4 separate regions of the Homo sapiens genome follow, and regions 1, 2 and 4 are each linked to region 3. The links are chromatin loops, found by intact Hi-C in ENCODE. Cell type or tissue: heart right ventricle. All regions are shown on one strand. Links, peaks and the distances in the headings refer to the core of each region. The heading gives the core; the rest is flanking DNA. Region 1 overlaps ARHGAP35 (Rho GTPase activating protein 35). Region 2 overlaps FKRP (fukutin related protein). Region 3 overlaps ARHGAP35 (Rho GTPase activating protein 35). Region 4 has its middle 21 kb from the start of STRN4.

Region 1 (5,354 bases), core at 591-4,590, 65 kb after region 3:
GCATCTTTATTTACGGATGAACAGGAAGGACCACAAAGTCCTGGCCTTCCTGTCATCCCTAATCTTAAATAATGGAGAAAGAAACGGAGACATGTCATCCTATTGCAGGACCTAACTAAATCCAGACCATAGCTTTTTTTTTTTGAGACCGTCTCCCTCTGTTGCCCAGGCTGGAGTGCAGTGGCATGATCCTGGCTCACTGCAATATCTGCCTCCCGGGTTCAAGAGATTCTCTTGCCTCAGCCTCCCGAGTAGCTGGGATTATAGGCGTCCACCACCACACCTGGCTAATTTTTGTATTTTTTGTAGAGACGGGGTTTCGCCATGTTGGCCAGGCTGGTCTCGAACTCCTGACCTCAAGTGATGTGCCTGCCTCGGCCTCCCAAAGTGCTGGGATTACAGGTGTGACCCACCGCGCCCAGCGCAGACCATAGCTTTTTGTTCTATTAAGGCATGAAGTCTGGTGACCGCGGATCCACCCCCCCGAGAAGACAACTCGTGGCCAGTGTGATCTGGAGCCAAACAGCGAGGAGGGCCCACTAGTTCCAGGTACATTTTCATGAACACTTGCCTGAAGTTCAACACACACTGAATTTGGACTTTCCAACGCTATGGGTCAGTTCTTATTGCTTGCTTCTCTCAAATGCTGTAGAAAATCCATTTGGAAGGCCTTTGCCTTATAAGCAAAGGTGATTCCTGACTAGAGCTGGAATAATTTGAGTCCCTACAAAGGTATTTCAGTATCACCAGGTGGTGGAGGAGACCAAGTTGGCTCAGTGAGGCATCAGCACAATTCCCAGTTCTTTTAAAAACAGATTTGGGTTGCCTATCGTAATTTTTTTTTAAGAACAGGTATGCTGTAAGCTAAGGCAGATAGTTAAAGATAGTCTATTTTTATCACCAAAAACACACTACAGAAGTTCTTCAGGCTTAAAATAAACTGAGAATCGAGTGACACCAGTGAGAAACAATTTCTCAAAGTTCCAGTTGCTATTTCAATGTCTCCATGCCTTTTTTGTCCTCTACTCAACTAGGCTCTGAAGCTAGAAACAAACAGCACCGTGCTGTTCTGGGGGGCAGTGAGGAGAAATGGATTTTTTCAGATAATCAAAGATCTTTTGTTTGAATGAACAAATCGACTGGACTGATTGAGTGGTCTAAATATAGGCACCTGACTGTTGAATATTAGCAACTTTTCTGCAGACTGGATGATGAAAATCCACAGGAAGTGGAAGTCAGAACACCAGGGTTCAGAATCTCAGCTCTTCCACTCAGTGGCTACACTCACTTGGGCAAGGTTTAATCTCTCTGAGCCTTAGTTACCTCAACTCAAAATCAAGGATGAAAAACATCACCTCATTAAGACTGGGAGGAGGAATAAATAAAAAATTGATGTGAAAATGCCTGACACGTACCTGGCACACAGTAAGTATTCAATAAATGCACAAAAACACAAAACCCTTCACGTGGTAGCCACAGCCCTCTATTATTTGGCGTGGGTCCCCCTCACCTCTCCAGAGCAGCCACGCTAAGCTTCTTTCAACTCTTTGAACACATGAAGTTCTTTCAGCTCCATGAAGCTTCCATCCTCACTGACTTTGTCTGCCTCAGCTTCCAAAGTCTCAGCCTTAAATATCATTTCCTTGGGGAGCTTTCCTGATACCGCAGTTTAGGTTAAACTTCCTTGTTACACAATTCCTTAGTATCCTGTACCTTCCCTCTGGTAATATTCAAAATGCATGCAAGTACATGTTTAAAACCTAACATCCCCAAGACTGTAAGCTGGATTAACGTCACTACCACACCTAGGGCACCCAACACAATGCTGGGCATAAAACAAGTGCTCACTGAATGCCCACGCACCGAAATGCATGTCTCCTTCCTAAAAGAATGACTGAACTTCGGCTTGGAAACAAAAGTACCTCGTTTAAAAGACACAATTTTTCCAGGAAACAGAAAATCCAAGGTCAAGTCAGTGTGCCCACCCCATTTTTAAAACCAAGTTATGTATTTGGTCTCAAAGCTCATTGAGTAGGACTATTTCTGAAGCACACACTGAGAGTCTTTCCTAGGCAGGTTACAAAGAGCTCATATTTCATCGCATTCAGCTTGTCTGTCAAAACTCAACATCCCTCCCAGGGGAGCAAGCAGTCCAATTCCCCAGCTGGTTTTTATTCACACTAGAAACTTTAACTCCATTCTAGGCCTCACAAAATGAGAGCTGTGTCCACACAAAGCCACAACAACCAGCCAATTCACTGAATCCAATGAAATAAGCCAATTCACTAGGGGGGGACACAAACTGTCAAACTGGTTACTTGGTGCCTTATAGACCAAACAATGCATGATTGAATTGGTTAGCTTTTCAATAGGTTGTCTTGTCATGTGGTTGCTGCAGTGAGTGAAAGATTTTCTTTATCATTCTGTTTTGTCTTTTTTTTTTTAGCACCAAAATAAGAACACATCAGATAGAAGGGTAAATAGCCAATAATGTCTTCTTTTTAAATCCACAGTCAAACACACCAAACGCAGCCATTTCAGCATGACCAAAAGGCATACTTTGTGGAACAAGGCTCCCCAGCCTGTTTTTTGGCTTTAAAATAAGACCCTGCCGATCCTGATCTCGTCTTTGCAAACGCATGGCACTGGGAGACAGAGACCATGTGCAACAACAACTCTTTACAGACAAAGCCACTATTCATGGACCCTACTGAAGTGCAATCGTAGATTTTCAATTTCATTCAGCTGAGTGCGGAAGGCTCCCACTATGAGGGTGGGTTGCTAAATGGTTCAGCTGGGAAAAGCACCCAGAATGAGAGTCAGCTTTACAGTCTGCACTTTCATGAGGAGAAATGAAAGCGATTCCCTCACTCCGACTCCAGTTTTATAGTAAAGACCTAATCTAGCAAATCAGCCAAGGGCACTGAGTGATTTTTTTCTGTATCACATTGGTACCCAGAGCATAGCTATTTTTTTGTTAGGGTGGTTGCTAGGGTAAGTACCAAGAAAGCAGCTCAGTAATGCATGAGGTTAAAACTTCCAAAAGACGGGACGGATAATGTTGGTCCCTCAAGCCCTCAGCTAGACCAGACAAGTTTTCTCCTTTCTCGGAATACAATATGCATATTTCCACCTTCAAGTCCTTCCTTACCTCATGCCACTGCTTTAGTTCCACTCATTCTCTGGGGTCTAGTTAAATGATGACAGCTGACACTTATCCAGCATGCACTACGCCCGGTGTTCATTTCTCACAACCTGATCAGGAAGGTGCTCCCTCTTTTGCAGAAAGAATGTGGAGAAGTGACTCACATGCCCAAAGTCCAACTAAGGAAGCGGAGGAGCTGGAGTTGACTGTAGCCCAGATTCCCAGAGCCTGAGCTCCTAATCACTACAACCTACTCTAACATAACTAACCCGACATGCCCACACATAGCCTTCCCTGGGCAGGCCACCTATTTTCAGTGGCTGTGTAGGCCTTGCTGCCTCAACTGGGTACTAAGGTCTGGGCAAGAAGGGTCTGTGTCATTTCCCTATGGTGCCTGGCACGCAGGAGGTACTCAGTGTATTTTCCCTTACCAACTGAAATCCTAGTGCCTAGCTGCCCCCTCCCTCCAAATAAATATTGTATTGCTTTGTCATGCCAATAAAAACCAAAGGCCAAATCTCCCACACAGGGGTTGGCTTGGCCCTTCTCTCCCCTGATGGCATCTTGCTTTTCCAGTAAAACAAGTGCCAGTCTGTGTTCCGAACTGCAGCAATTTTAATAGGAGGTTTGCTCTAGCGGCAAAGGATTTGCTCATCTCTGCACTGGGATGACAAAGCAACTACCCTCATTTCAAAGCACCATTTTCCAAGGCAGGAAAAGAAAATTTCACCTTCTAGTCACTCTTTCCAGAGGATACTCCATAACTGACTTCTGGCACGCTATTGCTCTTGGGCCAGAAGTATCATTTTTATTTGACTTGAAGAGGTGTGGCCCACATAGCTAAAGATAGACCGGAAGCCGACCACTTCTTGCACGCTGACCCAGCAACCCGGGGAAGGAAGTCTCAGGTTAGGAAGTGCTCATTACCAGCATGAACACAGCTATCTTAGAGGCACACTGTGATCAGCTGTTTTCTGCTGAGCCTCCACTACAGTGTGTGCTCTTTAAAGCCTGGCTTGCATGGGAATGTGTTTTTAAAGCATCATTTTCAGTAAGTATTAAAAATGTAGCTAGAAGTCAGAATATAGTTATAATTCAGTATGCTATTATGCCACCTTCCTAATTTCCAGGTGTGCAAACACCCCCACAAATTAGAAGACTGTCAGCATTTTTAAGCTGTTCTGGCAACAGTCTTCATTGGGAGAGGAGGAGGAAGAGAAGAAATGTTCAAAATGTTTGGATTCCAGTATCATTAAATAGGTGAGCTCTGGGAAAATACCGGAGGCAAGTCAGGCCGTTTTCTGGCTTCCTAAATAAGCAATGCTTTCCACAGGGTGGCCTCCTACCAACCTTTGGAGGAGAAAACACTGGAGGCAGACAAAGGACTCCATGTAGAAAAGCCAGGCAAAGGAAAATCAGACAGGAGGATGCCTATGGCATTTATTAATAGTCAGCACAGGTGGGGAGGGATACAGAACCACTCTGCCCTTTCTCACACTGCACAGATGAGAAAACTCTGGAAGCTCCTGGTCAGCGGTAATGCAGGAACACTCTCTACTATGGGATGTAGCACAAAGTGGATGCAATTTCTGTGGGAGGGTGATGGCACCCTGTTCCTCCATCTCTCGGGGCCCGCAGGGCTGCCAAACTGGCCTCTGTATTACATTTTACAACAGAGTTGTCAGGATTGTCAGCTCTCAAGACAGCCTGGATTCTAGAACCTTCTGATTTGGTAGGATTTGTAATAATAAAAGTTTCTGGCAATCTTTCTTTCCAGAGGTCCCTGCAGTACTTTCAGACAAGTAACTCTGTTCTCTGTTCTTTCATGGGAGGGAGAGTAGCAAAAGCTTTAACGTGAAAAAATCCTTCTATATATCATAATCTGCTGGTGAAGGATTATTATATAACACAGTTCTGTTGTGGCATGTCACCAAAATGTCTTTTTCTGAAAAAATAAAGAGTATTTATATATATACACATTTTTTTTCCTTTTTCCTTTTTTTTTTTTGAGACAGAGTCTCCCTCTGTTGCCCAAGCTGGAATACAGTGTCGTGAACTTGGCTCACTGCAACCTCTGCCTCCCAGGTTCACGTGATTCTCCTGCCTCAGCCTCCTGAGTAGCTGGGACTATAGGCGCCTGCCACCACGCCCAGCTAATTTTTGTACTTTTTTAGTAGAGATAGGGTTTCACCATGTTGGCCAGGCTGGT
Region 2 (5,296 bases), core at 1,297-5,296, 230 kb after region 3:
CCAAAGTGCTGGGATTAATGGTGTAAACCACCACGCCCTGCTCAATTTTTGAAATGTTTTGTAGAGATGAGGGTCTCTCTATGTTGCCCAGGCTGGTCTCGAATTCCTGGCTTCAAGCCATCCTCCTGTCTTGGCCTCCCAAGGTGCTGGGATTACACTATGCCTGGCCTAAAATATTTTAAAAATTTGATGCATACATTGACATATACTAATTTATATTACAGTACCAGTGGCAAAACATTTTGAATATTACCCTTCCTTCGTGAATGTCCAATGAGACATCTGGAAGCTGCATGAGACAAGGGATGATGCTGTACTGTGTGGAGATTCCTGAATATTACAAGACATCTGCATCCCTGGACCACGTCTGCCAAGAGCCAAGAGCAGCTTCCAGTCATGATGATAATGCAAATCATCCCCATGCATTCCAGAATCCTCCCTGTGGACCTGCCAAGTCTCTTTGTGAACCATTTTTGGGTTCAGTGGTTAAAAGCAGGGGTTGGGTTACAAGAAGTCAGGCTTTGGATGTCTGAGCCTCAGGAGACTCGGCCAAACAGTAATCTTCTCTTGCTGGTCTATGAAGCCTCCTCCTCCCAGGAATGTACAATTGTGAAATATTACCAATCTCCCCAGTTTACAGGTTCAGAGAGGCAGCGACTTGTCTGAGAGTACAAAGAAACCAAGTGGCCAAGCCAGGATTCAAACCCAGCCAGACTCTGGGCCCCTTTACCGCGAACACACTCCTGTGGGAGGAGCGATCTCATTGCTTCCACTTCCCAAATGCAAGGTGGGGGCGCAGAGACAGAGTCAATAGAGGCCCTGGGAGAAGGTGGCAGCACTGGGAAACCCGGTCCTCTCCAACCTCAAGCCCATGTCTTTTCTTTTTTTCTTTTTTTTTGTGGGGGGATGGGATAATGCTCTGTTGCCGAGGCTGGAGTGCAGAGGTGCAATCAGAGCTCACTGCAGTCTTGATCTCCTAGGCTTAAGCAATCCTCCTGCCTCAGCCTCCCCAGTAGCTAGGACTACAGGTGCATGCCATTATGCCTGGCTGATATGGTTTGGCTGTGTTTCCACCCAAATCTCATCTCGAATTGTAGTTCTGATAATCCCCATGTGTCGTGGGAGGGACTGGGTGCGAGGTAATTGAATCATGGGGGCAGTTACCCCCATGCTATTCTCGTGATAGTGAGTTCTCATGAGATCTAATGGTTTTATAAGGAACTTTCCCCTTTTGCTTGGAACTTCTTCTTCCTGCCATCACAAGATGTGTTTGCTTCCCCTTCTGCCATGATTGTAAGTTTCATGAGGCCTCCCCAGCCGTGCTGAACTGTGGGTCGATTAAACCTTTCCTCCTTTATAAATTACCCAGTCTCAGGTAGGTCTTTATTAGTAGCATGAGAAGGGACTAAAACAGTGGCTATTTTTTTATTATTTTGTAGAGACAGGGGATCTCGCTATGTTGCCCAGGCTGATCTTGAACTCTTGGCCTTAAAGGATCCTCCAATTTTGGCTTCCGAAAGTACCGGGATTACAGGCATGAGCCACTGTGCCCAGTCCTTGCTTATTTTTAACATTTTGCCTCTTATTTATTATTTTATTTTTTTGAGATGGAGTCTTGCTCTGTTGCTCAGGCTGGAGGGCGGTGGCACAATCTTGGCTCACTGCAAGCTCCGCCTCCCGGGTTCATGCCATTCTCCTGCCTCAGCCTCCTGAGTAGCTGGGACTACAGGTGCCCGCCACCATGTCCAGCTAATTTTTTGTATTTTTAGTAGAGACGGAGTTTCACTGTGTTAGCCAGGATGGTCTCGATCTCTTGACCTTGTGATCCGTCCGCCTTGGGCTCCCAAAGTGTTGGGATTATAGGCGTGAGCCACCATGCCTGGCTTTATTTATTATTTTTAATTGACAAGAGTCTTGCTCTATTGCTCAGGCTGGTCTCGAACTCCCGAGCTCAAGTGTTCCTCCTGTCTCAGCCTCCCAAAAGTGTTGGGATCACAGGCGTGAGCCACCACGCCCGGCCAGCTTTTTTTTTTTTTTTTTAACCCGTGGTCTTGAATGCTGGGTGCTCACACCTGGGTGTGCAAAAGTCATTGGGATGAGGCAAGAAACATAAAAAAAACCCTATTCATATTCATAATTTTAAAATGGAATAATTTAAGCTTTATTACTAACATACAGATAATAGTATCTGTATATATTTATAAATAAATATACACATATTGGGAATACATGCCCAAATACCATTTATTCTTAGGTGCATAATCAAATAAGGAAGGCTGCCATTGCTTTCACCTGCTAAGTGGGTCTCCAAGCCCCTCTTGGGGACCATGACTAGAGAGGGGCATAGTGGGTAAGACAATTGTGGGCTCCAGAGCCTGACCACCTGGGTTCAAGCCCCCGATCTGCCCCTTCCTAAGCTGCCTGACCTTGAGCAAGTGACTTCACGATTCTGGCCTCAGCTTTTTCATCTGTGTAATGAAAATAATAGCAGCTGTCACTTCAGAGGGCTGAGGTGAGGGACGCATTAGTTGATCCAGGTGAAACACTGAGAATGGTGCCTGGTACCCAGTAGGTGCTCAGTGAGTGTGAGCTATGGTTATTGTCTACACTGCCGTGCAAGTGGGGAATTAGGTGCAGACAGCTGAAATAATGAGGTATTAGTCATGAGTGGAGCTGCGATTCAGAAGTCGGTTCTTTTTCTTTTTTAAAAATAGAGACGGGGTCTTGGCATGTTGCCGAGGCTGGTCTCAGACTCCTGGGCTCAAGCGATCCTCCCACCTCGGCCTCCCAAAGTGCTGGGATTACAGGCGTGAGCCCCCGCGCCCGGCCCAGCACCCGGTTCTCGACCACAGCCGCACCTCGGAGCTCTGAGCATTTCCTCCTCTGCAAGACTGAAATACTTCTATTCAGTCTTGAATAGAACAGTTAAGAGTAGCATGCAGGTCACAGGGCTCTCCCAGGAGGGAAGGAGGTCGCAGTCCAAAAGAAGGGGAGGTGGTCACTGCTGTCCGCCTCCCACAGGGGCTTGGAGAGAAGTCCAAAGGCTCAAGAGAGTAGATGGCTATGGAACACAGGCCCTGGGCGTACTGTCGCCCGGGCAGCCACAGTGGGCCACCAGGAGCGGGACCGGCGCGCCCTCTAGTGGCGGAAGCAACCCCTGCAGCCAAGGGTCCCGCATCCTGGAAGCAACTGAGGCACAGAGAGACTGCGACGCCCCCCCAGGCCCACCTGGCTCCGAAGCGATAGAGCCAGGATTTGAATCTCGCCAGTCTGGCTCCAGAGCCTGCACTGTTTCCAAAACTCTGCCCCTGCCCTAGAGCGCAGGGCTCTCGGAATCTTGGGCAGAACACTTTTTTCGGGTCTGGGGCTGTGCTGGGCCCTGCGGGACGGCGTGACATCCCCGTCTCCCTCCATGACTGAGATGACCCAGGATGTCCCCACGCATATCCACGGCTCCCAGTGGGCATGACCATTTGATAAATCTGGAGGTCGCTTCCCATCCTCGTCCTGGTGCTCTCCTCCTGCCAATGCCAGCCTTCTCTCATGCTCTCCTTAGAATTTCTTTCTTGGTCAGTTTCCCCCTTCCCCTCTCCGCGACATCCCTCCACCCCTCACCGCTCACACAGAGCTTCTCCACATCCAGACAGACCCCCGAAAAACAAAGGCGAGGTTATCAGGGCTTCAGCCGCTTCCCGTCAGACTCAGCAGTGCCGGGTTGGGGTACTGGGGGTTCTCGATGACCCCGGGCCCGAACTTGAGCTCCAGGAAGCGGCGGTAGTTGTTAGGCGCCTGCGCCACGAAGCCGGCAAAGGGCAGGGGCACCAGCGGCTGCAGGAAGTGCTCGGGAAACTCCACATCCTGCCGGTGGTCCAGCCACGTGTCCTTGGTCATGACGCCATTGCGGGGGTAGAAGGGCCACAGGTCCACGTGCAAGTGGTTGCTTTCGCTGTACTGCACGCGGAAAAAGTCGCCCTCGACCGCCTTCTCCCATACGAAGCCGCGCTCATCCACCACCGAGCCGGCCTCTGCCCCCCGCAGCTGCTCGCAGTTGCCCACGTCCTCCAAGTAGATGCCCAGGTCCACGTCGTAGTCCCATGGGATGATGTCCCCGTGGCGGGCGGCCCCCAGCAGTGAGCCGCCCTCGAGCCAGTAGCGCACGCCCGCAGCCTCCAGCACGCCCACCACATAGCGGGCGGTCTCGCGCAGCGCGCGCAGGCAGCAGGGGGGCGTCCAGCGCTCCTCGTAGAGGTAGGCGGGCGTGTCGCCCACCACGGTTCCGAAGCAGCGCGTGGTCTCCTTGTTGCAGCCGAACCACTCCAGCCGCCCGCCTTCCCAGCTCACTAGGCGGATGCCCAGCGCGCGGAGCAGCGCCGCCCGCCGAGCGCGTCCCTCGCGCTCAGCCTTCCAGCGCGCGTGGGCCGTGGCCAGCGGGGGCTGGCGCGCCGCGGCGAAGGTCAAGTCCAGCAGCTGCACCGCCCAGCCGCGAAGGGCGGTCTGCAGAAAGAGGCTGGTGCCCACCGGCCGGGCCAGGGGCGCCGAGAGGTTGAAGAGGTCGCGGGCGCGCAGGAGCACCACAGCATCTCCGTCCAGGGCGTCGCAGCGGGGCGCGGCGGGGGCTGCGCCATAGCGGGCGGTCCACTCTCGCAGGCTGACGTTCAGGGCCAGGCACCTGGCAGGGTTGGCCGTGGCAACCGGGGCGGCCACCAGACGTGCGCTTCCTGCGCGGAGCGCCTCCACCATGCGCTCCAGCAGGCCAGGTGCCTCAGCCCGCGCCCCATCAGGTACTAGGGCCACAAACTCGGTGGCCACGTAGGTCTCCGGGCGCGAGGCTGCGGCTGGCCGGTCCAGGGCGGGCTGGAGCAGCGCCAGACGCACGTTGGGGATGCGGGGCAGGGCCAGGGGCGGGTAGGGGAGCGTGTCGGCTGCCACCACCACGGGCTGGGCTGGGTCTTGCTGCAGGAAGGAGTCTACCAGCTCGGGCACCGCGTTGTCAAATGCCTCGAACTCCCGCACCAGGACGGTGACACGGGGGCCGGCAGCAGAGGCACGACGGGGCCCCCGGGCCCGGGAATTCCTAGGCTGGTGCTGCAGCCACGAGACATAGAAGAGGACCAGAAGGTTGAGGGTGATGGCGGCCGCCAGGGCAGCCTGGCAGCGGGTGAGCCGCATGGGGCCGAAGTCTGGGGCTAGCTGGGCCTCCGGGGCATCCTGGGGGAGGGGGACGAAAGGGAAGGCAGCAGCTGATTGTCAGAACCACCCCCTTCTGCCACCCTCAGCCTTGCCCCTTTCTACAGCT
Region 3 (5,354 bases), core at 668-4,667:
TGCACCTCTTCCTGGGACATCATACTTTTGAACTTAGGGGCCATCGACTGAGACAACAAGAAACGTCCAAGGGAGGCATTTTTGGGCCAGTTGAACCAAGACAGCCTGGACACAGATCCAGCAATTTAGTACAATAGAGACCCCAAGAACTCAGGAGGGAGGGGAGGGGACAGACAGAGGGCACAGGGACCTTACCGATTAGCTTCCCATACCTCTTACAAAACAGACACACCAGGCCTCACAAAGCCAGAATACCGGTCCAAGGTCAAACAAAGTGGCGGCAGAGACCCTGTTCCCAAAGAACACTCCTGCCCTGGCTGTGCTGCGCCACTTGCCATCACTGGCAGCCAGGCTGCCAACCAAGCTCTAGGCCTGGGTCTGCTGCTGCCAGCTCGGTGCCTGGAGGAAAGTCCCTGCTGGCCGCCGCTGACCATCTGCACGCCTGCATCGCCAGGAAAGGGAAAGCCCGGCTCAAGGTCACAGCCCTTCAGTGATCACGCAGGCTCGTCCGGCGTCGGCTCTCCCCGCCCCAGGTGGTAAACAACTCCAAGGCCAAGACCTCACTCTGCAGGGCTCAGGATGGAGAATCCAAGCTGTCCTTCCCCTGGAGACACGGCTTTGCAATCACCTGTTGAATGTCCTGTCCCACCAGACTGAGCCTGGGACCACATATGTGTGTGCCCACTGCCATCTGTCCCTGTCCACACGGGGCCTGGCTAGCTGTGAAATTAATGACCCCGTACGTGGGTGTGAGAAGCACCCCCGTGCCCTCGGGCAGCTATGTGGACAGATCAAAGGAAGGCAGGATCCCAGAACCAGTAACGTCCCAAGGCAGCTGGTGAACAAGAGCCCAGAGAGCAGCAGGGCCGTCCCCTGGTAACCTAGGCTGCACTGTTATCTCTAGCCCCAACAGTCTCATCTGTCAAATGGAAAGGCCGAGACAATGAGCTGGCATCCTGAACCATGTTCGGGTCACACATCCCCTTCAACAATGTGATGAAAATGACTGGTCTCTCCTTAAATTAAAAAGACTGAATTTTGTGAGCTATTACAGGGAGTTAATGCGGACCCTGGAGCCACAGGTCCTTTGGTCCTGACCCTCTGGCTTGAGACGGAGCCAGCTCTAGCACCCCTTCCAGCACAAAAGCCATAGGACAGGGCCTGTGGACACCAGCTGGACGGGGTCGACTCCAGATAGGCAGGGAGGAGGGAGTCACAGAGACGGGGAGAAACCAGGCAAGAGCGACTCTTGAAGGTGGGGGTGGGCTACAGGTAGGAGACAGAACAGGCAGCGCAAGCCTTTTCTTCTGCCTCCTGAAACCCTGGCCCATCTCCCCTGTGAAGCCCTCTTCCTCGCGCCTTCCTTGCTGGGGTTTGTGCACTTCAAGCTCAGCTTTGCTCTGTCTTCAGAGAACTTCATTTGCACCCACGTACGCAGGGACTCAAGCCCCGGCTTGCCACTCCCTAGCGGTGTGACCCTGGGCAGGCTGTATCACCTCTGAGAAGCTGTTTCCTTCTCTGTAAAATGGAGATGTATTATAATACCATCTTCCTCAAAGGAAGATCAGTGGTGGGAATCAAGTGCCTCGTGGAGAGCCGGGCCCAGCCTAGGCAGGCACACAGGCCATGGGCGGTGCGGTTGCTGCTGCTGTTCATTTCTGAATCTCCCACGTGTCACCTTGAGTGTGGGAGGAAAATAACTGGCAAATAATCACAAACGTCTCTATTTTGCGAGTACATTTTCAGCAGTGTTCAATATTGTGAAATTCTGGAGCTAACAAAACCATTTGCTAGTGACCTTGATATTTGTTGTGATGGGATTTGAAACTGGTTCCAAGGCCTGAACATATAGAGACACAATTGCTCTCAGGGATTAAGTAGAAAGAACTGGTCAAGTTGATGTAGCCATGGAAACCCCAGCCAGTCTGGGAAGAGCTACTTTGGGGCACAATCATCTTTTTTCCATAATATCCCTTAACACTACTAACTTTTGCACTGCCTGGTATCTGCGGCTCAGTTGAACCTGGCCCTGCAACATCCACAGCCCAGCTTTTCAGTCAACTGCTATGGCCGGGAGAGGTGCCATGTCAGCAAGATCTTCTCCTCTCCCACCCGCTTCGGTCAGGTTCAAGACAACGGAGCCCCCGCTGAGTACCGTCGGGGACAGGAAACACACAATGGGAAGAGGAAGTGGGAAACCTCCACCCTTTCCCAGGCTGCTGCAGTAGCAGCGGCCAGAAGCCACCTCCTGAGCAGTGGAAGCTGGGTGAGAGCTGCTGTGGGAAGGGTGGCTGATTCCCTATCAATAGCACCTCCCGTTCCTGCCGGCCCCACAACCCTACACAAAAAGGTGCTGTGTCAGCAGTTCCCGCAGAAACAATGGGGTTCTGCCGGGTGGCAGGATTTCACGCACCTCTAGATGGCGCCAAGTCAAGACAAATGCAGACAGGAATTCCCGGCTTCCAGCAAACTGGGTATCAGTCTACGCCTTCCTCTTTTCCTAACTTCCACTGTGAGACAAGCTTCCGTGGAAAGAAAGCTGGCTCCAGAATAGAGATTTCCCATGCGACTTCACATCTGTGCCTGCCTGGAGCCTGCTGGAGAAGTGACTGCTGGGAAAGCCTCTATCTTCAGACAGCAGGATCAGGGGAGAAGCCTGCAACTGTCCCCACCCACTAACTCCCCTGGAGAAACCCTGACTCCCGTCTTCAGAAAGCAGGCTACTCTATGACCCTCCCAGGAGTACCACGCTCTCCTGCCCCATCCCTGTGGGCTTAGATAGGGTCAGGAGCTGTGAACAATTCCAGTCAGCTAAGAGAGTGTGGACAGAATAAGGTGAAGGTGGCATCCAGATTGTGAAAACAGACACCATAGGAAGTGCAGACCCTGGAAGGATGAGCTTGGAGGCCCCGCAGCCCTGTCACTATTGAGGCTCTGACAGTTCAGGGGTGGGCTTCTTGCACACCTGTCTCCTTCAGATGCTACTAAGAGTCAGTGACCCAGGACTCGGGGCCATGCTGATCCATCACCTCCCTCAAATTTCTGCCTACACCATCAGGCTTGTGAATAAATTGTGCTTGTTTAAAGCTCCCTCTTTAGAGGTGGGCAGTGACAAGATGAGACTAATGTCTTGCCCCTGAGGAACACGTCTCCTTTCCTCTTCCCCACCCTCTGGTTGCTGGATCACAGGTGGCTGTGATCTCTGGGCAGCTAGCAGAGACACTCCCTTCTGCAGCTGCACAGCAAGGGCTGCTGCTGGGTCTTGGCCTGCCAGAGGCACAAAGCAGGAAGGCTGCTGATGACTTAAAAGGTAGTGAGGGCCACATGGTGGGACGCTCTGAGAGGTCAGGCATCCTCTGTGGTACTACACAAAGTCCAGGGAAAGGCTGGCCAGTGAGAAGGCTCGCCCATCTGGACAAACACCTCTACAGAGAGGCAGGCTGGGGCAGGAACAACTGATGAGGCAAGGTGGCATGGCACACAGGATACCATTAAAACCAGAGGTGCTAATTTGCTACAGCATCAAATGATTACTTGGCCAGGGCCACTGGAGTCATCTCTTTCCCTCCAGAGGCCGGCTTCCTAAGAGGCTGTAGGACCCTAGACCCATGTTAACTTCATTACATGAGAGGTAGGAGAAGACAGGTAAGAAGAGGGGAAAGAAAAATAAGACCTACTATTAAATAGGCTATTCACAGCCTCACTTCTAGGCCTTTCCGAATAGAATTTCATCCGCAGGAGTAGGGATGGTAACAACGGCAGGACACAAGGGGCAGGGAAGGTTAAGTCGGCCACAAGCGAAGGAGCCAAGTCTGACACCGAAACCATGCTCTTAACTAATGAGAGTTTGGGGGAAACCTGCAACTCTCTTGGTGTAACCCTCAGATAAGCACCTAAGGTCTACAAGGGCAGGAGCCCGATTTGCAAGTCCCATTGCTGTCATCTGGTTAATTCCCTTGCCCTCTGTCCTTCAAACCTCAGCTCTAACAGCCAGCATCCATTCTGAGGGCAGGACCTATTCTTCCAGTGCCAAGCCCTTTCTCCCTCAATCCGCCCAACACTGGGCTGCCGGTACTCACTGTGTGCTTCCACCAAGTCGATCTGCATGTTATACGGGACCAGGGGGTCAGGCAGTTCTGAGAAAAAGCTCTTCATGGCACCAGCCACGGTATTCACCGTAAAGTCTTTCTCTGCCAGGTCCAGGTTGTGGTCTGAAAGGAAGTCAGGAGAGTGAGGCCAAACCATTCTAAGCCAGGCAGAAGCATCAGGACAACTCGGGGCTCAGGAGAGGCTAGAGAAACCTCAAGGAGCCAGAGACGGCCTCAGGACTGGCAAGGATTGGAGGGGTGGGACTTGTGAGCGCTAACGCGAGTTCTGAGGTTCAGGCATGGGCTGGCCCCAGCACCTCTTTCCGAGACTGCTGAACTGCCCCTTCTACCACTCTCGGGGCAGGGGTGCTACCCCCACATGCTGGTTTTTGGTGCCAGGAGCTTGCCTTCATCTGGCTTTGATATGCTGTTGCCTCTTCCTTACTCCCTTCCCATCACAGAAGAAGGAGGCGGCTTTCCTAAAGGGTGGCTCGCTTTCCAGGTAGGTCACAAAGATGTTAGCAACCACTGTGACTGCTGCCTCCATCCTTGTCCCCTATGGTGGGAGGGCAAATAGGCTCATTTTTTCTCTCTCTGGCCCTTCCCAGCCACAGGCACCGCTGACCCATGTCATGCTTTCCTTCTCATTGCATACATACTTCAGTGCGTTCCTGATGACGAAGAAATCTCTACAGATGGACAGTACCAGGTTCCACTATGGGGGAGGTAAGCTGGTACAGGATCTCCCATATATACAAATGCATCCCACACTGGGGGCTCTACCCTCACTTTGGCCTCGTGTCTCCCACAGATTAGCAGGCGTTTCCCTGTCCTGCGGTCCCCTCTGCCTGCTGCCGGCCAGCTGAGCCCGACTGCGGTGCTGCAAGGCGCAAGGGCCGCCCACCTGGGAAGTGGGTGTGGTGTCCACTCTGGGTGGTGCCTCCTGCCCTGGCTGCTGATAGATGGGAATGTGCCCTGCTCTGGTGCTTTTGCTTCTGGCACTGGGGGACGTGGCTTCTCATCCCACAGTGTGGGCAATTCCAAGAGGTAGTTTGGCTGCCTGACTTTAGGCCTCTTGAAGCTGGCTCAGCTTAGGAGAAGGGAGTCCCTGCCAAGAGCTATGTAACTTGGGTCTCTGTCCCAAGGGCTCAGCTCCTCACACGATGGTCCCTCACTTTCTCTGGTGCTGGGACTTTGTGAGGAGGGTAGATCTGAGGCCCTGGCAAAACAGGATCACATCTCAACCCGACTTGTATATCATGTGCC
Region 4 (5,354 bases), core at 757-4,756, 220 kb after region 3:
AAAAAAAAAAATATTTTTAAAGATTTGAGACCTTGCTCTGTCTCGCAGGCTGGAATGTAGTGGTGTGATTATGTCTCACTGTAGCCTCAGACTCCTGAGCTCAATCGATCCTCCCACCTCAGCCTCCCGAGTAGCTAGGACCACAGGCATGCACCACCATGCCCAGCTATTTTTTTTTTAAGACAGAATCTTACTCTGTCCCCAGGGTGGAGTGCAGTGGCATGATCTCAGCTCACTGCAATCTCTGCCTCCCAGATTCAAGCAATCCTCCTGCCTCAGCCTCCTCGGTAACTGGGATTACAGGCATGAAGGGGACCAGCCCCTCCACACCTATGGGTATTTCTCGTCAGGTGGGACGAGAGACTGAGAAAAGAAATAAGACACAGAGACAAAGTATAGAGAGAGAACAGTGGGCCCAGGGGACCGGCGCTCAGCATACGGAGGACCTGTACTGGCGCCAGCCTCTGAGTTCCCTCAGTATTTATTGATCATTATTTTTACTATCTTAGCGAGGGGAGTGTAGCAGGGCAACAGGTGAGGAGAAGGTCAGCAGGGAAACATGTGAGCAAAGGAATCTGTATCATGAGTAAGTTCAAGGAAAGGTACTGTGCCTGGATGTGCAGTAGGCTAGATTTATGTTTCTCTTTACCCAAACATCTCAGTGTAGCAAAGGGCAACAGAGCAGTATTGCTGCCAGCATATCTCGCCTCCAGCCACAGGGAGGTTTTGTCCTAGCTCAGAATAGAACGAATGGGAATGGTCAGCTTTACATCGAGACATTCCATTCCCAGGGACGAGCAGGAGACAGAAGCCTTCCTCTTATCTCAACTGCAAAGAGGCCTCCCTCTCTCACTACTCCTCCTCAGCACAGACCCTTTACAGGTGTCAGGCTGAGGGACAGTCAGGTCTTTCCCTTCCCATGAGGCCATATCCCAGGCTGTCTCAGTCGGGGGAAACCCTGGACAATACCCAGGCTTTCTTGGGCAGACGTCCCTGCGGCTTTCTGCAGTGCATTGTGCCCCTGGTTAATAGAGAATGGAGAATGGCGATGACTTTTACCAAGCATACTGCCTGCAAACATATTGTTAACAAGGCACATCCTGCACAGCCCTAAATCCATTAAACTTTGATTCCTTACAGCACATGTTTCTGTGAGCACAGGGTTGTGGCTAAAGTTACAGGTTAACAGCATCTCAAAGCAGAAACAATTTTTTCTTAGTACAGATCAAAATGGAGTTTCTTATATCTTGCTTTTCTACATAGACACAGTAACAGTCTGATCTCTCTTTTTCTTTTCCCCACACAGGCACCTGCCACCAGGCCTGGCTAATTTTTGTATTTTTTGTAGAGACGGGGTTTTGTCATGTTGGCCAGGCTGGTCCCGAAATCCCGACCGCAGGTGATTTGCCTCAGCCTCCCAAAGTGCTGGGATTACAGGAGTGAGCCACCACTGTGCCTGGCCATGCCCAGCTATTTTTAATTAGAAAAGGTTTTTGTTTTTGTTTTGTTTTGTTTTGTAAACAAGGGATCTCACTATGTTGCCCAGGCTGGTCTGGAACTCCCAGGCCAAAGTGTTGGGATTACAGGCATGCACCACTGCACCCAGCCACTGCTTTTTTTTTTTTTTTTTTTTTGAGATGAAGTCTCGCTCTTGTCCCCCAGGCTGGAGTGCAATGATGTGATCTCAGCTCACTGCAACCTCCACTTCCCGGGTTCAAGCGATTCTCCTGCCTCAGCCTCCCGAATAGCTGGGATTACAGGTGCCTGCCACCACGCCCGGCTAATTTTTGTATTTTTTTTTTTAGTAGAGATGGGGTTTCACCATGTTGGCCAGGATGGTCTCCAACTCCTGACCTCAGGTGATCCACCCACCTCAGCCTCCCAAGGTGCTGGGATTACAGGCATGAGCCACTGTGCCCAGTGTCAAACATTTTTTAAAACCAGTGGCTGGGTGGCTGGGCGCAGTGGCTCATGCCTGTAATCCCAGCACTTTGGGAGGCCGAAGCAGGTGGATCATCTCAGGTTAGTAGTTTGAGACCAGCTTGGCCAACATAGTGGAACCCCGTCTCTACTAAAAATGTAAAAAATTATCTGGACATTTGTAGTTTCAGCTACTCAGGAGCCTGAGGTGGGAGAATCGCTTGAGCCCAGGAGGCGGAGGTTGCAGTGAGCTGAGATCTTGCCACCGCACTCCAGCCTGGGCAACAGAGTGAGACTCTATCTCAAAGCTAACTAACAAACAGACAGTGGACTGTCATTAAAATGAAACCTGTGCAAATCTTGGGTGAAAGATGAAAACGGTGGGGTGGGGGCCCTCCTCTGCCACCTCCTCCAAATACTGGAACTTGGAATCTGGAACCCACCAATGTGGCCCCTGCACCCCGCAGGTGGAGAAACCCGGATGCCAGGCCAGGCCTGACGGGCGGTGATACATTAAGAGCCTCATTCACTGGGGAGCTTGAGCACTTTGGGTTCCATGGGGTTGGCTCCGGCCTGGCGGTGGGGATCCCTGGGCCTGCTGAGGGGTGCAGGAGCCCGGGTTGGTGCAAGGAGCTGGGCTCCAGTCACATACAGAACAAGCCACTTTATTTCCTTCCCCTGCTACGCCCTCCTTCTGCCCGTCATATCCCACATTCAAGCTACCAGAAATCTCAGTTTCTCTGCCCTCAAACCCCAAATCTGGCCCCTCTACACCTTCCACACTGGGTACCACCCTGGCCAGCTGCCATCATCTCCCACCTGAACTATTGCAATTGCCTTCACGCCGGGACTCCTGAGCCCCAACCTCTTCCGTCTGTTCCCCATATGGCCTCCAGAGGGCGCCTGTTTCCATCATGGCAGCTCGTGGCCCTCCGCAGCTCAGAACCCAGAGAAAAATCCAAGGTGCTCCCCATAGCCTCTGTAGGATGCGCCTTACTTCACCGACCTCACCTCTTCCCACTCTCCTCCTCCCTCTCTTACTCCAGCCTCTGCCATTCCTTGAACATGCCAGGCCTGCTGGTGCCTCAGGGCCTTTGCACAGGCTGTTCCTCTCTTGGCTGCTCTGCCCCCCAGATTTCCATTTGGCTCTTCCCACACCTCCCTCTCGACTTGGCTGCAATGTCACCTCAGTGAGCCTTCTCTGACCGCTTTATTTAATTCTACCACCCCTGCTTCCTGCCCCCACCCTCACCCACCCAACCCATACCCTATTCTACCCTTTTCTCTTTTTTTTTTTTTTTCTGAGACGGAGTCTCGCTCTGTCGCCCAGGCTGGAGTGCAGTGGCACGATCTCGGCTCATTGCAAGCTCCGCCTCCCGGGTTCACGCCATTCTCCTGCCTCAGCCTCCCGAGTAGCTGGGACTACAGGCGCCCGCCACCACACCCGGCTTTTTTTTTTTTTTTTTTTGTATTTTTAGTAGAGACGGGGGTTTCACCATGTTAGCCAGGATAGTCTCGATCTCCTGACCTCGTGATCTGCCCACCTCAGGCCTCCCAAAGTTCTGGGATTACAGGCGTGAGCCACCACGCCCAGCCCTTTTCCTCTTTTTTTTTTTTTTTTTTTTTTTTTTTATTAAGAGATGGGGTCTTGGGCAGACGCAGTGGCTCATGCCTGTAATCTGTGCACTTAGGGAGGCTGAGGCAGGCAGATCACTTGATGCCAGGAGTTCAAGACCGGCCTGGCCAACATGGCGAAACCCTGTCTCTACTACAAATACAAAAATTAGCCAGGTGTCGTGGTACACGCCTGTAATCCCAGCTCTTTAGGAGACCGAGACAGGTGGATCACTCGCTGTCAGGAGTTCGAGAGATGTGGCAAAAACCTGTCTCTACTAAAAATACAAAGATTAGCTGGGTGTAGTGGCGGGCGCCTGTTATCCCAGCTACTCGGGAGGCTGAGGCATGAGAATTGTTGAACCCGGGAGGCAGAGGTTGCAGTGAGCCAAGATCGCGCCACTGCACTCCAGCCTGGGAGACAGAGATAGACCCTGTCACAAACAAACAAACAAACAAACAAACAAACAGAGATGGGGTCTTGCTCTATGGCCCAGGCTGGCCAGGCTCATACTCCTGAGCTCAAGCAATCCTCCCACCTCGGCCTCCCAAAGTACTGGGATTACAGGCATAAGCCACCACGCCAGGCCTGCTCTACTTTTTTTTTTTTTTTTTAAAGACAGGGTCTTGCTCTGTTGCCCAGGCTGGAATGCAGTTTCATGATCACAGCTCATTTCAGCTTTGACCTCCCAGGCTCAAGTGACACTCCCACCTCAGCCTCCTAAGTAGCTGGGACTATAGGCCCATGCTACCCTGCCCAGCTATTTTTTTTTCTTAATTTTTGTTTTTTGTAGCGACACAGTCTCTGTATGTTGTCCAGGCTGGTTTTGAACTCCTGGGCTGAAAGGATCCTCCCACCTACGCCTCCCAAAGTGCTGGGATTATAGTTGTGAACCACCGTGCCCTGCCCTGTTCTCCTTTTTTAATAGCAACAGTCCCCTCCCAACAGACGATAGAATTCACTGGTTTATGATGTTTATTGTTTCCTGCCTGTCCCCACTGGGAAGGTCACTCTGTGGGGGAACCATCTTTGAATTGTTCACTGCTGTAGGCTCAGAGTCTAGCATAGGGTCCGGTGCATGCGTATAGCAGGAGCTCAATAAACACTCGTGGAATGGTGGAAGAGGCTGGTTCAGTCTCGACTCTGCTGCCTGGCAACTATGTGACCTTGGATGAGCACTGCCAGGTCTCACCCGCCGGTGACAATGGCTCTCTTATGCCTCACCCAAAGGCTGCTAGTGCAGGTTACGTAAGAGCAGAAGAAAAGGCACTTTGACGGTCACTCCCTGGGTCCCAGTTCCCAGCTCCCACCTTTCTCTCCCTTTCTCCATTGCCCCACCCACCCCTCTTGCCTCTTTGAAGGAGCTTGGCCCAGGAAGGAGGGCCCAGGCTGGCCCCGGATTAGGGTTGGTCCTGGGTTCTAGGCTCAGAGTGGCAGTATGGGGACAGAAAGGCAGAGGGCAGTGACTCAGTTTTGTCTCTCTTAGAGACAGGTCAATGTTCTTAGGCCTGTTGGATTCTGCCCCCATCTGCTCTTTTTGAGGTCAACTTTATTGAGGTATAATTTACATACAATAGGCCGGGCAAGGTGGCTCACACCTGTAATCCTAGCACTTTGGGAGGTCAAGGCAAATCATTTGAGGCCAGGAGTTCAAGACCAGCCTGGCCAACATGGTGAAACTCCATCTCCACTAAAAATACAAAAATTAACCAGGTGTGGTTGTGCACACCTGTAATCCCAGCTACTCAGGTGGCTGAGGCATGAGAATCACTTGAATCCAGAAGGTAGAGGTTGCAGTGAGCCAAGACTGCACCACTGC

Evidence for each region. Hi-C counts contacts between places; a loop is a spot of excess contacts. Peaks named below come from ENCODE experiments on the same cell type or tissue, not always from the same donor. Only the 100,000 strongest peaks of a DNase experiment are listed, where the experiment ranks them.
Region 1: a loop joins it to region 3, with 8 times the contacts of the local background. A loop is called at or near these places in 30 of 110 quality-filtered maps.
Region 2: a loop joins it to region 3, with 3 times the contacts of the local background. A loop is called at or near these places in 79 of 110 quality-filtered maps.
Region 4: it touches region 3 in a loop (3-fold over the local background); 74 of 110 quality-filtered maps call a loop at or near these places.

What each region holds. Positions count from the first base shown.
Region 1 is chr19:46,923,720-46,929,073 of GRCh38, reverse strand. The region is part of intron 2 of ARHGAP35 (Rho GTPase activating protein 35); the gene reads right to left. Among named protein-coding and RNA genes, the nearest start is that of ARHGAP35, 65 kb to the right of the region's middle. In heart right ventricle, for the core only: no CTCF peak of the experiment used is centred there; no DNase peak of the experiment used is centred there; H3K27ac peaks cover 4,000 bases.
Region 2 is chr19:46,755,324-46,760,619 of GRCh38, reverse strand. FKRP (fukutin related protein) reads right to left here. Exons shown (of 4, transcript NM_024301.5): 4 at 2,045-5,208. The coding sequence starts at 5,169. The coding sequence ends at 3,682. Among named protein-coding and RNA genes, the nearest start is that of STRN4, 12 kb to the right of the region's middle. In heart right ventricle, for the core only: a CTCF peak has its summit at 3,151 (motif pointing left); a DNase peak (open chromatin) is centred at 3,129.
Region 3 is chr19:46,988,401-46,993,754 of GRCh38, reverse strand. It overlaps ARHGAP35 (Rho GTPase activating protein 35), which reads right to left. Exons shown (of 7, transcript NM_004491.5): 5 at 4,080-4,211. Among named protein-coding and RNA genes, the nearest start is that of NPAS1, 29 kb to the left of the region's middle. In heart right ventricle, for the core only: CTCF peaks have their summits at 2,198 and 2,405 (motif pointing right); a DNase peak (open chromatin) is centred at 2,414; H3K4me3 peaks cover 977 bases; H3K27ac peaks cover 4,000 bases.
Region 4 is chr19:46,764,321-46,769,674 of GRCh38, reverse strand. No RefSeq gene overlaps it. Among named protein-coding and RNA genes, the nearest start is that of STRN4, 21 kb to the right of the region's middle. In heart right ventricle, for the core only: a CTCF peak has its summit at 2,815 (motif pointing right); DNase peaks (open chromatin) are centred at 789 and 2,783; H3K27ac peaks cover 494 bases.